2 separate regions of the Homo sapiens genome follow, and region 2 is linked to region 1. A link is a loop called in an ENCODE intact Hi-C map of the cell type or tissue named here. Cell type or tissue: HepG2. All regions are shown on one strand. Each heading gives the region's core, and the rest is flanking DNA. Links, peaks and the distances in the headings are about the cores only. Region 1 overlaps PFKL (phosphofructokinase, liver type). Region 2 holds the start of LINC02575 (long intergenic non-protein coding RNA 2575).

The links. Peaks named below come from ENCODE experiments on the same cell type or tissue, not always from the same donor. Only the 100,000 strongest peaks of a DNase experiment are listed, where the experiment ranks them.
Region 2: it touches region 1 in a loop (4-fold over the local background); 3 of 110 quality-filtered maps call a loop at or near these places.

Annotation. Positions count from the first base shown.
Region 1 is chr21:44,304,137-44,311,934 of GRCh38, reverse strand. PFKL (phosphofructokinase, liver type) reads right to left here. Exons shown (of 22, transcript NM_002626.6): 2 at 5,181-5,254; 3 at 852-929. Among named protein-coding and RNA genes, the nearest start is that of PFKL, 8.0 kb to the right of the region's middle. RefSeq lists a silencer at 1,123-1,172 and enhancers at 3,695-4,348, 5,004-5,657, 5,658-6,312, 6,352-7,151. In HepG2, for the core only: a CTCF peak has its summit at 6,815 (motif pointing right); a DNase peak (open chromatin) is centred at 6,814.
Region 2 is chr21:44,482,679-44,491,878 of GRCh38, reverse strand. It overlaps LINC02575 (long intergenic non-protein coding RNA 2575), which reads right to left and starts at 6,308. Exons shown (of 2, transcript NR_155204.1): 1 at 5,649-6,308; 2 at 737-1,485. It overlaps LOC124905037 (a long non-coding RNA gene), which reads right to left and starts at 8,878. Exons shown (of 2, transcript XR_007067904.1): 1 at 8,444-8,878; 2 at 7,180-7,445. RefSeq lists an enhancer at 1-256. In HepG2, for the core only: a CTCF peak has its summit at 3,861 (motif pointing right); a DNase peak (open chromatin) is centred at 3,848.

The DNA of each region.
Region 1 (7,798 bases), core at 5,299-7,798:
CTCTCTCCTTGGAGAGACAAAGAGGAGGATGATGTCCGTCCGGTCCTGGGCTTGGGAAGCCCCAAGGTAATAGAGTGGAAGGCTTTGGAGACTGGAAAGCACAGTACACACACGCATAGGTTGCCACACACATGTGCGTGCACACGTGCACACACAGGCCCTGTACCAACTCAGGGAACCGGCCAGGGCCTCCAGGGCTCAAGCCTCAGCAGCTCCAGGTGCGCTCACGTGGCCCCTCATAGCCAGCCTCAGCCAGGGCTCCCCCAGGACCCAGCACGGCCACGTCTCCAGGTCCTCCTGGCCCCTGGCAACCCCATGACCCTGCGACCCAACAATTCCATGGCAGCAGATGACAGGGTCGGCCTGAACCTGAGTCCCTGTGCGATGGGGCACGTGTGTGTGTGACTCTGAGTACATATGTCTGTATGTTTCTGTATCTGTGTACCTGTGTGCGCATCTGTGTGTCTACGTGTGTATCTGTGTATTTATGTGTCTGCATGTGTCTATCCATGTGTATCTGTCTCCATGTCTGTGTGCATCTGTGTGTGTCTGTGTGCGCGTCTGTGTGTCTGTGTGCACGTCTGTGTGTCTGTATGTGTGCATGTCTGTGTGTGTCTGTGCACGTGTCTGTGTCTGTGCGCGCCTGTGTGTCCGTGCACGGGTCTGTGTGTGCACGCATCTGTGTGTGTGCACATCTGTGTGTGTGTGCGTCTGTGTGCATGTCTGTGTGTCTGCATGTGTGTGTTTGTGCACGTGTCTGTCTCTGTGTGTGTGTCTGTGTGTGCAGGTCTGTCTCTGTGTGTCTGTCTGCGAGTCCAAGTGCAACATGCATCCGCGTTCCCAGGCCTCACCAGCTGGATGATGTTGGAGACGCTCAGCCAGTTGGCCTGCTTGATGTTCTCACCTCCCTCCACGAGGCCCTCATAGCCCTGAAATCAAGAGTGGGGCAGGCATGAGATAGGGGACCCCATGGCGGCCGGCAGCAAGTGGTCTGGGAGCAGGATTTTCACCCCACCAGCAGAAAGCAGGACCAGGGTGCTGACTGTGAGGCCCCACCATCATCCCAGGGCCTGGGTAACAGGGTCCGGGTGCCCCCTAGGGGGCTCCAGACACCCTCTGCACAGCTGGTGAGTCCGTGTGTCCCGGGGCGTGACTCCTGTGGCAAGTGCTTTGGTGCAGGGGCCTGTCTGAGCTCCCTCACCCCACCCAGATCCACACAGGCAAGTTCAGCGTCCCGAAGGCCCCAGCGGAGCCCGCCATCCAGCTCCTGAGGGTGCATCCTAGGTCTGCCTGTTCTGAACATCCTAGAAATGACACCACAGAGGCTGCTGTGCGTGGCTCCTTCTGTCCCCACTGGAGTCCTCCCAGGCATGCGGCCGGCGGGGTGTGCGGCGCGTGCTCTTGCTGTGTGGCGGCCGTGTGAACAGCCCAGGCTACCATCTGCCCGCCAGAGCGGGAAGCTGAGAACACACACACCTCCCTACAGGCGGGCCCCCACCCGAGGGAGCTCCTGGGTCCAGGGGACCCGAGTGGCCATCGCTCGTAGGGCCGGCAACACCCCAGGCAGGGGCTCCAGGCTCCGCGTCCCGCCACGCCGGCCACACTGGGCCTTCCATCCAGTACCGTGGATCTGCCTCTCATGCGGTTCTACCTGGGATTTCCCAGATGGCACCTGCACAGCCTCCGTGCCACGTGCCCGTTTCCTACTGCACGGCCAGCCCTTTCTTGTTGTTTGAGGGGAGGGACACTCATGACTGCATTTCACTAAGGGTGTGGAGAGGAGAAGGGCGGCCTCCTCCGTGCAGCCCCGGTCCCTCCATGGCATCAGCAGCCTTCTCCAGGCCGTGAGGTGAGGCAGTGGAGCAGCCATTCCTCGGCCAGGGCGGATGCCAGCTCAGCTGTGGGCTTCTGCTCCTCCCTCCGCCTTCTCCCCAACCAGGTGTCAGGGCCCTGGGGGCCAGGAGGGCAAGTGCCTCAAGCAGGCAGGGGGTCAAGGGATAGTGCGCGCTGCGGGGCGCATGAACATCCCCACTCTGGCCATGGCGGGCTTCTAGCCTGACAGCCTCCCTTCCCCACCAGCTGGGCTGGGGGACAGGTGCCCCTGCCCCATCTCAGGGGCTGATCTGAGGGACCACAGAGCTACTTCCTCCGGCTCAGGCCAGGCCAGCCTGGCCCCCTCTGGTTGTACCAGCCCTGAGCTAGGAACAAGGAAAACAGGAAAATGATCCCAAACCCACAGCCCCACCTGAGCAGGAGGCCACCAAACACAGGTCTGTCTGCAAAACTCAGGATCCAATACAGAGCCCAGGCGCCAGCCAGGCCCCTGCCCCACTGGGCGGAGGGGCAGGCAGGTATGGCCAGCCCAGCAGTCCCCAGAGACCCCACAAGGCCAGTGGCTCAGTTCTGCTGGAATCAGTCTCACAGACACAACCTCCTCCTACCCTTGGAATCTTCTAGAAGCTGTTTGCCCCCCTCTACCCACTCTGTTTCCGTCTCTGTCCTCCTAGGCCCAGCTCACCTTCCCCTCCTTCCCCTCTAGCCCCGCCCCCTCCTCTCACCCCTGCAGGCCTGGACCCAGGCTCAGGGCCCTCCCTGCTATGCTGTGGGCTCTGCCTGGGGGGATAAGAGTAGCCTGTTCTGAGCCCTCCTTTGTGTCAGAACTGAGAAGGGTTTTCACCTCCAAGGCCACCCTCCCTTTCTGCCCTAACAATAGCCCCAAGGAGAAGGGATCGGTCTCCCTGCTGAAGGAAGCCAGCGCTGGGGGCTCAGAAACCCAAAATGCAGTCTGATGTGAACTGACGCAGCCGCAGGTCTCCCTGACCTCCCCCTTCTGCCTCTCGACCCTCTGCCTCCTCCAAGCTCAGGATGCAGCTGCTCCCTGAAGCCCCCGAATCTGCCTAAAGCCCATAGCTGCTGGAGAAAGGAACAGTGACGGCCAGTCCCCTCCCTGAGTTTCCATGCACTGAGGTCATCGTAGGAAGAAAGACCTGTGTCTGCCAACACACTTGGGCAGGTGGTCACCAGGGCTAACAGATGCTGTCCAAGCCCATTGAATCCCCTAAAAACCATTCATGGCCGTGCACAGTGGCTCGCGCCTGTAATCCCAGCACTTTGGGAAGCAGAGGCGGGTGGATCACCAGAGGCCAGGAGTTCGAGACCAGGCTGGCCAACATGGTGAAACCCCGTCTCTACTAAAAATACAAAAAACAGCTGGGCGTGGTGGTGGGTGCCTGTAATCCCAGCTACTCAGGAGGCTGAGGCAGGAAAATTGCTTGAACCTGGGAGGCAGAGGTTGCAGCGAGCCAAGATTGTGCCACTGCGCTCCAGCCTGGGCAACAGAATGAGACTCTGTCTCAAAAAAAAAAAAAAAAAAAATTCCTACCCCCCTAGAATCATCCAGGCTGCCCATGCCCCTTTCCCTGGGAGGAGGGCAGGTCAGCATCTTCGCCCTACCTCTCCATGCCTATTCACAATGAATGCCAGCACCTCTGCCCTATTAATCCGCTTTTCGCAAGTGGATTCTTCCAAGAACCTTCATGGGACGGAGGGGAAGTCTTCCCTGGGCCGCTATATCAGAATGTCTCATCTCAAAATCTGCCTCTTAGATGTGGATGTTTCTGAGCTAAAGCCCACTAGGCAGCAGATTCAGGGAAGCTCTCAGCCTTGCCTCCCTTTGAGAGGAAAGCAGCACACAGCATCCCAAGACTAAGGCTCCTCCTGTTACCGCCTGGACAGGATGTAAATGCCCCTCACAGCCCTCAGGACCCAGAGACAGCCCCAGGACCCGCGCCCACCCACTTCATTCTTTTTCCCATAAACTCACCCTCCTGCATTCCCCCACCTCCGAGGGCCTCACGCTGCGTCCCTGTACCCCTCGGCTTCTCCATGTGCACTGGTCTCTGCTGGGCTCTGCAGAAGCCAGGACTCTAGGCACGGCAAAGTGCCTCTTCTCCCCTTTTCCAGGACACGCCCTGCACCGATGAACCTGTTTTCTGTCTTTTGCCACAGGAGTCTTTCCCAACCACAAATGTGTGGGGGTTCCGGAAAACCCTAATTTCTCCCCTTTGCCACTTAGAAGAAGAAACTGAAGGTCGAGCAGGTGGCAGGAGGGGTTTGTACGGACACAGCCCAGCCTGCCTAGAGAGGCCCCCACACCCAGCTCCCCAGGGCTCTGAGACCTGCTTCCTAATCCAATACTGGCAGGGCCCCAGCCTGGCCACAGGGAGAGGACGGGCCAGCACAGACTGCCCACTCACTCATTCATTCACACAGTCCTGCAGAGGGAGGGCTGGACAGGCTGCTGTTCCCTGGGGCCAAGATGGGGGAACTGAGACCCAGGGCGGTGAGTGGTCAGCAGCGAGCAGTGAGCAGTGAGGGGGGTGGGGCTGAGTGCCTGGGGCTGCAGAGCTGGGGTTGCTACATTTTATATAAACAGCTACATATTACATAAAAAGTGGCAACAAAATAACAAAAGACCTTGTCTTGTGGAATGTGGAAAACCACCTGACAAGGCAAGAATGCAGCCTGTGAGTGCGTGGTGTGGCCCAAGTGTGTGAATGCGCCTGTGTGTGCACATGTGTGAGCGCAAGTGTGGGTGTGTAAATACCCAGGACGGAGGGCGAGCCCCAAATCTCCCACGGGGACTGGGGCTGAGGCAGTAGGGCATCCGCTGCTCCTGCGGGGACACAATGAACATAGACACAGCAGAGCTGCTGCCAGCGGCTGCCCCCCGGGTCTGGGTGGTGAGGCAGGAGGCTGGGGAGGACAAGGGCAGAGGCGGTGAGGTCCCTGGCCCCCACTCACAGAGGCCTCGGGGCGGGACAAGGGCCAGGCTGGGGGACACCAGGCAGGGGTGTGGTGGGTGGGGCCTGGCCCGTCAGCGATCACTGTAGGCAGGGCCTCGACTCCTTGTCCACCCAGCTCCTTCCCTGCCCCCAGGCCCGTGCTCTGCAGCCTCTGAGCCTCCAGCCGGGCTGAGTCCCAAGGCAGTAGGTCTTCTTTCTGCAGATGCCTTTGGCCTGGCCCCAAGCTCCCCCTCACACTCCCCAAGACCACATACCCATCAGCTCCTCCAGGCCAGGACCACCCCGTCTCCCAGTGTGACCCACACAGAACACACCTCGGCATGCGCCTCAGGAGGTCCCCACTCCCTGCACACACACAGCCCACCTTGGCCTTACCTCGTAGATGAGGAAGACTTTGGCACCCACATAAATGCCCATGCGCGTCACAGCCCGGACAGCAGCGTTCATGCCTGTGGAGGTCAGGGCAAACCTGTCAGTCCCACGCTGAGAAGCAAGGCCCTGGACACCCTCCCCATCTCAGAGGACAGGGGGTAGGGGAGGCCTGGACACCCTGTCCATCTCAGAGGGCGGGTGGTGGGGGAAGGCCCTGGTCACCCTCCTCATCTCAAGAGGGCAAGGGTCAGGGAAGGCCCGGACGCCCTCCCCATCTCAGAGGGCAGGGGGTAGGGAAGGCCTGGTCACCCTCCCCATCTCAGGAGGCACCAGGCCAGGAAACTTGAGGACCAGCCCTGGGCCCCCGGGTGGAGGCTCGGGTGAACCCAGCAGGCTCTAGGCTTCAGCTTCCGAGCACCTGGAGTATGGTGCCCAGAGATAAACTGGGAACATCCCATGCAGAGCATGGCAATCAGGCATGTGTGGGTGTCCCGAACTCCACACCCCGCCGCCCCAACCTCTGCCACGGAGCCCCCACACTCACAGGCCACGGGGCCAGGCCTTGACCACAGAGCAGGATAAAAAGTGGGGCAGGTGGAAAAGAGGCCGGCACCTCCCACACCGGCCCCACCCCAGACATTCAGGCTGCGGCGTGGGGATGGAGAAGCCGGGGAGCACCTCTGGGCACTGAGGAAAGCACCTGCTGGAAGGGGCTTGGGCTCCTTCCTCCGCAATGAGATGGGGGACTGAGAACAGAGCCCCTCCGGCCTCAGCCACCCAGGGAACAGCACTGCCCTGCCCCAGGGCCTCAGGGACCCTCACCCCCCAGCCTGGACATGATGCTGGTGCCACCAGGCTCTGAGGTCACTTCCTCTTTCCTGTCCCCTTGCCCTCGGCTCCCAGGACTGCAGTGAAAGAAACAGTCTGTCCCAGCGGGGGCCTTGGCAAAGCCAGTTTCCTGGAGAGGGACATTAACGGGGGAGGCGGCACTCAGGAAACGCTGGTGCTAATGTACCCCACACCTTCTTCCCGAGAGCCCCCATCTCAAAAGATATCCATGACTTCATACAAAAGGGGCAGCCAAGACCACCTAATCTTCAGAGAGGAGGAAACCCACGCCAGCGGCCAGGGTCCCCTTCTGAGTGAGGTCTGGGGCCGTGTAACAGGCCTGAGTTTGTGCTTGCCCCTGGGACCAGCCCTGCTCTTCCTGCCTCCCTCCCAGCACCCATACCATGCCATCCATCCCTAAGCCATGCGGGTCCTCTGTCCCCAAGCCTCGTGCCCCTCAAAAGCCCCTGCCCTCCCACCCCCCTGTACTTGCAGAGGCTGGAGGTGCTGACCTGCTGGGGGCTCCTGCTCAAGCCTCGGCAGCTCCCTTGAACATGGAGACCCCCACGAGAGGACTCTCGACCTCTACCCTGGTTACACATGCTTCTCATCCGCTCTCCAGCTTGGCGTGGGGCTCAGCAGCAGGGAGCAGGTGTGAGGTGAGGTGCCACGCCTTGAGAAACCCCAGGGATCGGCACACTGTTCTCACGTAGCAGCCAGAGTATCTGCCACCATCCCCACACTACAGGAATCCAATGAGATCCCAGAGGGAGGGTGAGGGACCTTCCAGAGCCCAGCAGGTGGCAGCAGAGCCAGGACTCACCCAGACCCACCCTCAGGTTCAGTAGGTGGCCCTCTCCCCACCCAGCAGCCAGGGGATCCAACAGGGGGGCCAGAGCCAAGCCCGGCAGCCATCCAGAAGAAGGGGCACAGACGTTAGAATGGGCAGAGCACAGAGCGTGCAGGGAGCTGGAGCTGCCCACACTGGCAGCTTCTCCACTTGAGCAAGCAACGCCGTCTCTAAAGGAACAGTGCCTCCCTCACATCCCCACATAGATGGGAGCACGGCTGCTACAGCTGAAACTGGGGCGGGAACCCAGCAAGCATCCCACACACACCCAGAAAGCCAAGCCCCCCAGACAGACAGACAAGCTCCCCCAGAAAGACAGCCGAGCCCCCCAGACAGCCGAGCCCCCCGCAGACAGCCAAGCCCCCCGAGACAGACAGCCGAGCCCCCCCCAGACAGCTGAGCCACCCCAAGCACCCGACAACCAAAAACAGTCAGCAGAGCCAAGTCCTGCTGCCTGAGGCTGGGCGTCCAAGGTGGTGCTGTGAGTGCAGCGCCCTGTCCCCCACCCTCACTGGAGTTGGGGGCAGTGAGGGAGATCCACTCAGCCACAGCTGGCCGAAGCTAAGCCTCCGTCCCTCCCTCGCCCTCCCTGCAGACCTGGTCCCACCACAGGTCCAAGCCCACCTCTGGCAGGCAGCAGCTGAGGCAGGGCAAGGAGAGGGCAGGAGCAGCGCACCCAGGCCACCGTCCAACCACAGGGCCTCTCTGGTCTCCCCAGCTCCAGGCGGAGTCAATGTGCCACTGGGCGGGTCAGCCCAGGGTCACAGCCATCTCAGCAGGGGGCCTGGTGGGCTTGTCAGGGGACCTGGGAACGGCAAAGGGGCCCCAGGATCAGGGGTCAGCAAGGGTACCCCTCACTTCCAAATGTCTTCAGGGTGCTCTGCAAAATAAAACCTGCTTTGACGCCCGGAGACAATGAAGCTGCCAAAACCCAGCTTTGTGC
Region 2 (9,200 bases), core at 2,835-5,334, 180 kb before region 1:
GCAAACCACATCTTGCTTGTTTAAAGCAGTAAAGGAACAAAACTACATAGGCAAGGAGGTGCTTTTGTGTCCCCAGCCATGACTTCTGGTTAAAAAGTGCACACAAACCTCAGACAGTCAATACACTCACTTCAACGCCTGATGTGGTGTGTTTCCTTAAGAAAAAAAATCCCGGGAGGGGAACAACACTCACTGGGGCCTGTTGGGAGAGGGCTGGGCCAGGGGGCATGGAGAACATTAGGGAAAAGAGCTAATGCATGCTGGTCCTCATGCCTAGTGACAGGGTGACAGGTGCAGCAAACCACCATGGCACACGTTTACCTATGTAACAAACCTGCACATCCTGCACATGTACCCTGGAACTTAAAAATATATATAAAATAATTAAAATTTTAAAAAAGAAAAAAAAATCCTAAGGGCTGGGTGCAGAGGCTCATGCCAGTGATCCCAGCCCTTGGGAGGCTGAGGTGGGAGGACAGCTTGAGCTCAGGAGTTCGAGATCAGCCTGGGCAACAAAGGGAGACCCTGTCTCTCTACACGTATATTTATTTTAAAAAAGAGGAAAAAATCCTAAAAATAAAACAGTGTCACACTTTCTTCAACTTGCTGCCTCTTTGAGCTTTGTTTCTATCCTGTGGAGAAAATCTCTAGACATTACTCATTACGTTTCAGTACCCGTTGGTACTTCCCAGGCACGGAGTGGGAGAGGATAACTGATTTTTCTGAGTGCGTAATCATTCATTTACTCAGTGTTTATTAAGACCAACTGAAAAGAGAAAGGTTCCCTTGTCCCCCTCGCAGGGTGTGCGATGGGGGTGTGGCTTGATTCTTCAGTGCCCTGCTGCCCAAACCTCTAGGGGAGCATACAGACAGGCAGGCTCCAACCCCATAGCCGTGTCTAGGGGTGAATGTTTACAGCTGAAGCCCCAGTGGGCGTGTGTTCCAGGGTGCTCTTTTAGTTTTGCCGTCTGTAGGCAGCTTGTGTTAACCAGGTCAATGAGACCCTCTAGTTATCAAAAGGACAGAGGGCTGTCTGTATCCTGGGTTCTTGCCTGGGTGTACCAGAAGAATCGGATCACACCTGGGCTTGGAGAATCAGTGCGAAGTGTTATTGAGTGGAAGCAGCTCTCAGCTGATGGAGGAGCCAGAAGGGAGATGGTTTTCTCCTGGAGTTGAGCTGCTTAGTGGCCTAGCTCTCCTCCGACTGCCCCGGCCAAACTCCGCCTTGGCCTGCCGCTACGTGGCCTGCCGCTACGTGGCCTGCCGCTACGTGGCCTGCCGCTACGTGGCCTGCCGGCGTGCCAGGGTCTGTGGGTGTGCTCTTCCGCCGGCATGCTCCACTGACGTCCTCTCCATGTCCAGCCGCTTTTCTTCTTCCCTTCCACTGATGTGTTTCTCTCAGCATCCGGCAGCTTCTATCTCTGCCTTGCTAGGGTCTCAGGGTTTTTATAGGCCCAGGATGGGGGCATGGCAGGCCAGGGTGATCTTGGAAAATGCAACATTTGGGTGAGAAGGAGAAAGTGCCTGCCCTCACCTAGGTCCGTGGGGGTGGAGCCCTAGCCAGGGACCACACCCTCTTCTACCCAGCACCTCCCTTCTGTATCATTTAAAGAGATGACACTCTTCCCTTCCCCGCACTCCTGTATCATTTCCCCTCTCTGAAAACGTACATCTAACTGCTATTAGAATATGGACGATGACCTGTCTTAGCTGCTTCCCGCTGACAGGGGGCGTTGTTTTTGAGAAAACGGCAGTCAAATTCCTCCCAGAGGTCTGTCTAAGGGTTCCTAGCAAAGGGGAGTCATTATCTGAGGCTCCAGTTGCCTGTCCACTTGGAGTTTGATGGTTCTAGGCATGAGAGAAAAAAAAAAACCCAGGTTTTATAAGGTTAAGTATGCATGGGTTAAACATGTGTGTTATAAAAAGAAAGAATGTACTCCCAAAGATCACAAAGATAAGAAGTGAAATATACTAACAGCAAAGTTGCACCCTGAGCTGTTTCACCCCTGGTGCAAGAAATTAAACCTTGTACAAGAGCAAATAAACTTTAGAATGAAGTAACTATTCTTGCCATATCTTTAGCAGTTAACAGGTGCACCCTGGGAATTCTGGGGTTTGTGGACGTACACGGTGGCCACTGAAGCTTTTGTCTCTTTCCTGTGTCTCCTCTCACTGTCCTGGGCCTCCGTCTCTATTATAAAAGACTGAGGTGGCCACTTTTAGGAGGTCCTCTAATGTACTATCTGGTCCAATGGCCCAGTTTTTGCAACTTCCTCCTGATGTCAGGAGCCGCCTGAGTAATAAAGTTATGCTTTGGGATTCACTGTCCCTCAACTGAACCAGGAGAGAGAGAGGTGAGCTTTACCAAGGCCTCTCTTAGCCTTTCCTAGAAGGCGATTGGATTTTCATCAAATTCCTGGTTGATCATGGACAACTTGTTCTTAGTCTTACGTAAGCCTTCTATTACGCACACCTGAAAGTGTCTCCTCCGCCCGGCTTCCATCTCATGATTGGGGTCCCATTTACGGTCATTCACTGGTACTGCTTCTCTTCCGGTTGGATAATATTCACCCCCTTTCCTGATGCTACATGTGATGCAAAGCTCATCCCCAAATCTCTCTGCAGCTTGTAGAGTGGCCTGTTTCTCAGTGTCTATCACAGTCTGATTCAAAAGTAACATAACGTCTCTCTCCAGGAGAGTTCAACTATTTGGTTGAAATTCTAGAAAGCCTCTATATACCTATGAGGATCATCTGAAAACTTGCCCAGATCCCCCCTTAATTTACTTTAAGTCCTGTAAGGAGAAGGGGACCTGGACCTTGCTGGCCCAAATTCACCAGGCATCTGTTGGAGGAGCAAGAGTGAGACTGGGGCTTGTTTAGAGTGAGAATTTGTAGGAGGGGCCAAGTGAGAGGCTGAAGCTGGATAGGGAGGTCGGGGTGGACCCAGAGGAGCAGGGCTTGAGGGAGCTGGCCTCTCTTTCCGGGGTGCCTCTAGGACTCGTATCTTTAATTCCCTGGGCTTACCCCTTGCAGCCTTCTCTGAGATGGCAAACAGGAGGGCTGGATGAATCCTACACTGTCGGCAAGGTCTGGATTTCCTTGCAAGGTATAGAAAGGCCCTGCACATACGGGGCCTCAGGCCATCTGTCCTCACATCTACAGAAAAGTCTCAACAGCCGAATGGTATGGAAATGAATGATTCCTTCCTAGGGCCAACCCAGTCCTTCATAATTTGGCCAAACCTTTGTGCAGAGGGCTCTGAGGTGTTTCTCCTGCAGATTCTGAGGGTCAAAGCAGTCCCGATGGTTCAGGGTACACTACAGAGGAGTATAAACTGGGGGTGTTGAAGAGAACTGGAGACAGTGAATAGAGAAGCCCCTCATTCTCTTCCTTCTTTCAGCGAAAACTCAGGGTGTGATGGAGAGAGAAAGCGAGCATGATCCTTTCAGTCTCCACTCCTTATCCCTGAGCCCTGGCGACCTTGGCAGGTGCCAGCCATGGGTACTAATGTGGTATGTACCCATGAAGCAGGGAAAACCTGGAGACTAGGAACGAACCGCCCTTGCCTATGCCTCCCTTTCTCCCTGCTGTCGGCAAACCTTCAGTTCCCTGGGCCTGTTTATGCCATGAAGCATGGCCTCCTTCCATAGGGTGGGGGGTTTAGTCAGCAGGAATTGGTGCTACCCATTTACATTGTGCCTGTTCCCTGGCTTTGGATCCCTCAGACCTGTTTTTTCTTTCTAAGACCTCAGCCTGAAGCTTGGAATCGAGTTTGGGACTGAAAAGATATTTTAGAGGCTGGTTCTATCTGTTGAGAGTGTCTCAAATGTGCCCTGCCAAATTTGCAGCTCTCCGCCAGCAGGGGTCGCTGGTCCTCTGCTAACTTCCCCATCAGAAACAGAGTTGGGAGGGGAGCCCTCTCACTTAGAAAAGGAAAAAAGATACAAAAATCAATTCAAGATGGATTAAAGACTTAAACGTTAGACCTAAAACCATAAAAACCCTAGAAGAAAACCTAGGCCCTACCATTCAGGACATAGGCATGGGCAAGGACTTCATGTCTAAAACACCAAAAGCAATGGCAACAAAAGCCAAAATTGACAAATGGGATCTAATTAAGCTAAAGAGCTTCTGCACAGCAAAAGAAACTACCATCAGAGGGAACAGGCAACCTACAAAATGGGAGAAAATTTTCACAACCTACTCATCTGACAAAGAGCTAATATCCAGAATCTACAATGAACTCAAACAAATGTACAAGAAAAAAACAACCCCATCAAAGAGTGGGCAAAGGACATGAACAGACACTTCTCAAAAGAAGATATTTATGCAGCCAAAAAAACACATGAAAAAATGCTCACCATCACCGACCATCAGAGAAATGCAAATCAAAACCGCAATGAGATACCATCTCACACCAGTTAGAATGGCAATCATTAAAAAGTCAGGAAACAACAGGTGCTGGAGAGGATGTGGAGAAATAGGAACACTTTTACACTGTTGGTGGGACTGTAAACTAGTTCAACCATTGTGGAAGTCAGTGTGGCGATTCCTCAGGGATCTAGAACTGGAAATACCATTTGACCCAGCCATCCCATTACTGGGTATATACCCAAAGGACTATAAATCATGCTGCTATAAAGACACATGCACACGTATGTTTATTGTGGCACTATTCACAATAGCAAAGACTTGGAACCAACCCAAATGTCCAACAATGATAGACTGGATTAAGAAAATGTGGCACATATACACCATGGAATACTATGCAGCCATAAAAAATGATGAGTTCATGTCCTTTGTAGGGACATGGATGAAATTGGAAATCATCATTCTCAGTAAACTATCGCAAGAACAAAAAACCAAACACCACATATTCTCACTCAGGTGGGAACTGAACAATGAGAACACATGGACACAGGAAGGGGAACATCACACTCTGGGGACTGTTGTGGGGTGGGGGGAGGGGGGGATAGCATTGGGAGATATACCTAATGCTAGATGATGAGTTAGTGGGTGCAGTGCACCAGCATGGCACATGTATACATATGTAACTAACCTGCACATTGTGCACATGTACCCTAAAACTTAAAGTATAATAATAATAAAAAAAAGGAAAAAGGAGAAAAACAGTTTAAGGGGCAAAAAGGGGGGAGATTCTGGGGGAAGAACCCCTTGCTTAGTGCAACTGCGTCCCTCTAATTCTTATAACTTTCCCATCCTTTCCCCAGTTCAGACCAGGTTGAATTCCTTGGCCAGGGGAGGAAAGGTTCCCTTGGCACACTTGACCAACGCGCTCCCTGTAGGGTCCCGGCTACCCCCTCGGCTTCCTCCCGCCCGGTTCGTGGCTGTTGGGCTTGGCCTTTGCCTGCCGTGGGCACGCCCAGGTGCCCGAGCTGGGAAGGGGAAGAATAAGGAGAGGTGCCCAGAGCCGTGTGTGCCTGCGGCTCTCGAGGTAGAGGCATACATGGCACCTCTAGGAAAAATTGGTCTGATTTGCACCTTTGGCGGCTGAGCCAAATACTCATTCTACTTAGTAACATTGCCGCAGCCTGTAGCAAAACTCTTAACATTATAAAGGAGATAAGAGCCATTTTTAAACCGTGTGAGAGAGAAAAAAGAGATGAAAGGAAAACAGCCTCTTACCCACAAGAAAGACAGGTGGTAGGGTTTTCGAAGGCAGACATTCACCTTCCGAGATTCCAGATGAGGCCCCAGTTAAAAGAGGAAAAGTTCCTTTGTCCCCCTCGCAGTGTGCGATGGGAGTGTGGCTCACTTCTTCAGTGCCCCGCAGCTCAAACCTCTAGGGGAGCATACACTCAGGCAGGCTCCCACCCCACGGCAGTGCCCAGGGGTGAATGTTTACAGCTGAAGCCTGTGTTCCAGGGTGCCCTTAGTTTTGGCGTCTGTAGGCAGCTTGTGTTAACCAGGTCAATGAGTACCTCAAGTAGAGGTACTTGTGGAAAGGACCGAGGCCTTTCTGTATCCTGGGTTCTTGCCTGGGTGTACCAGAAGAATCGGATCACACGGGGGCTTGGAGAACGAGTGCAAAGTGTTATTGAGTGGAAGCAGCTCTCAGCCGACGGAGGAGCCACAAGGGAGATGGTTTATCTCCTGGAGTTGAGCTGCTTAGTGGCCTAGCTCTCCTCCGACTGCCCCGGCCAAACTCCGCCTGGTCCTGCCGCTCGGTGGCCTGCCGGCGTCTGTGGTGTGCTCTTCCGCCGGCATGCTCCCTTGACGTCCTCTCCACGTCCAGCCGCTTGTTTTCTTCCACTGATGCGTTCCTCTCAGCATCCAGCAGTTTCTGCCTCTGCCCTGCTAGGGTCTCGGGTTTTTATAGGCTCAGAATGGGGGCATGGCGGGCCAGGGTGGTCTTGGAAAATGCAACATTGGGGCAAGAAGGCAGAAGTGCCTGTCCTCACCCAGGTCCGGGGGGGTGGAGCCCTAGCCGGGGACCACGCCCCCCTCTACCCAGCACCTCCCTTCTGTATCATTTAAAGGGACCACACTCTTCCCTTCCCCCGCACTCCCGTATCATTGCCGTGTGCCGCGCTCTCCGCTAGGTGGAGATGACAAAAATGAACCAGAGGCCCTGCCCTTAAGGATCTGTATTTGGGTAGAAAGTGATTTGTTAAGAGAGAGATTACAGATTTGGGATTGGTAAACTATGCCCTGGCTGACAAACAAAAGGGGTTCCCCATGGCTGAGGTGCTCAAATTTAAAACATAACCTGGTGCCCAGGGCTGGGTGAGGGAGTGGCCACGAACTCTGTGTTCTCAGACTCTGTAAACGCACCACAGGGCCCCCCTTTTCACAACGAAGCCCAATCAGTCCCCGTTGTTAGTGCCAAGATAAACTGTAGCCAGAGCGGCCCCCACCCTCCTCCCCGCCCGCACGCCCCCCACGCCCCGCACGCCCCGCACGCCCCGCACGCCCCTCACGCCCGCACGCCCCTCACGCCCCGCACGCCCCTCACGCCCCTCACGCCCCTCACGCCCCTCACGCCCGCACGCCCCTCACGCCCCTCACGCCCCGCACGCCCCTCACGCCCCCGACGCCCCGCACGCCCCTCACGCCCCCCACCACTGTTTGAAAGAAACAGCTAACAAAGACTTCCGGTTCGCGGCTTGGAAACCAACCCATCAGGGCCCAGCTGTACCAACCAATCAGAACTAAGCACGTTTCAATCCTTCATTTGCCTACATGGACCTAATGGGGACCCCAGGGCAGGAGCTTTTTGCTCTAAAACCCGAACTCCTTCTTTGCTCTTTGAACACACCTTCATTTTACACCAAAGTCCGCATCTCCCAGGCTTGTACACTATTCACTGGAATAGTCTGTTTCCTCCAAATTCCTTTTCAGAGACCTTTTTGTTAAGAGTTGAGAAGTAGGAGCAGTTATTTCTAGGAAATCTGTCTGCGGGCCGTAGACTGAGCTGAATGCCTGAAAAGGAAACAGTGGGGGGCAGTACTGGTAGAGGTAAATTTACTAGCGCTAGCAGAGGTAGATTTACTAGTACTAGTAGAGGTAGATTTACTAGCACTCACAGAGGTAGGTTTAACCACATCACAAGTGGTCTTGGATGATGGGCCAGGGATTTGTGACTTAATTAAGCACAGGAGTAATCAAAGCTTTTGAGCAGGGGGCACCAAAATCGTCTGGCTGTAAATAGATCCTGAAATTTGGAATCTCATTTTTGAGAATGAATTTGGAATGTGGGTGGATTCAAGGATGATCTGAGGACGTGTGAAAGGACACAGCCTTGCTGGCCACCCTCCCGATGACGTGTTTGCTGCTTCTCACTCTGACTTCAGTGAGCATGGAGAGCTTCACACACGCACATGGGAAACGGTAATTTTCCCTAACTCATCCCTGTGGCCAGGGCAGCCTCAGACACTTAAGAAATCTAGACAACACTTCTAACTAAAATGCCAAGAGAAATTCTACATGGCTGAAAGCGGGGAGCTAGCCATCCCAGCCCAGAGATGTTTCTTCCTAAGAGGAGGCGCACTGATGCAGAAACCTGTAACATGCTGTGGTGACCGGAAGAACGGAGCCCCCCACCCGCACCTGCTGTGGGGGAGGGTGGTTTGTGGCAGACCACCAAGCTCTGCCAATCTCGGTTCAAGTCTGGGCATTGCCACTAATTTGCTTTGTTCAAAGTCACTTGTCTTCTCTGGGCCCGAGTCTCTGGGTCTGTAAACTGGGAAGAAAGACTGGGTGGTCTCCAAAGTCCCTTTGAGGGCAGCCACTGTGTGGGCTCGTGGGACTGAGTGAGACGGCTGAGAGCGCTGGCGTGTCCAGGCTGACGAGCCCCAGGGTCCTCTCCCCTCCCACTGGTGCCGAGGGAGGCACCGCAACGAGCTGCACTTTTGCTCACAACCCTGGCCCGGTCTCATGGCCTGAGTTCAAGTCCTGGACCTTGTGAGAAACAAACTCACCTGTCCACACCCAGAGAATGGACTCACAACCCAGAGAACAGCGAGAGTGAGACTTTTAATGACAGTCTTGCGAGGTCGGGTGTCCGATGGGAAGGCACGCCCAGCCCGGTTTTGTTGTTGTTGCTGTTGTTTTGAGATGGGGTCTTTCTCTGTCGCCCAGGCTGGAGTGCGGTGGCAGGATCTCGGCTCACTGTAACTCTGCCTCCCGAGTCCAAGTGATCCTCCTGCCTCAGCCTCCTGAGTAGCTGGGATCACAGGCACTCACCACCACGCCTGGCTAATTTTCGTGTTTTCAATAGAGATGGGGTTTTACCAGGTTGGCCAGGCTGGTGTCAAACTCCTGACCCCAAGTGATCCGCCTGCCTCACGTCGGCCTCCTAAAGTGCTGGGATTACAGGCGTGAGCCACTGCACCAGCCTCCAGCATGGTTTTAACAAGCACTTTATCCCTTAGTGTGCAGGTCCCTCCCCCAGTTCCTCATAGGCTGAGCACTATGGGGTCACAGTCTTCCCAGATGTCACCTATTGGTTGTTGGGCAGGGGCTGTAGGTGTCTTTTTAGGGTTGTCTTGCTGCATTTTGTTGCAGCCCACAGTGCATTGCAATCCTAGTTAGCCCTGGGGCTCTTTAAATATTTGACTTATGACCTACGTAGCTGGCAGGCTGATAAGAACAGACAAAGCCAGCTATTTTGCAGACTGGTAAACTTTTATCTTAGACTAAACTTCTTTGGTTCAGGTGAGGGCAACTAAGGGGGAT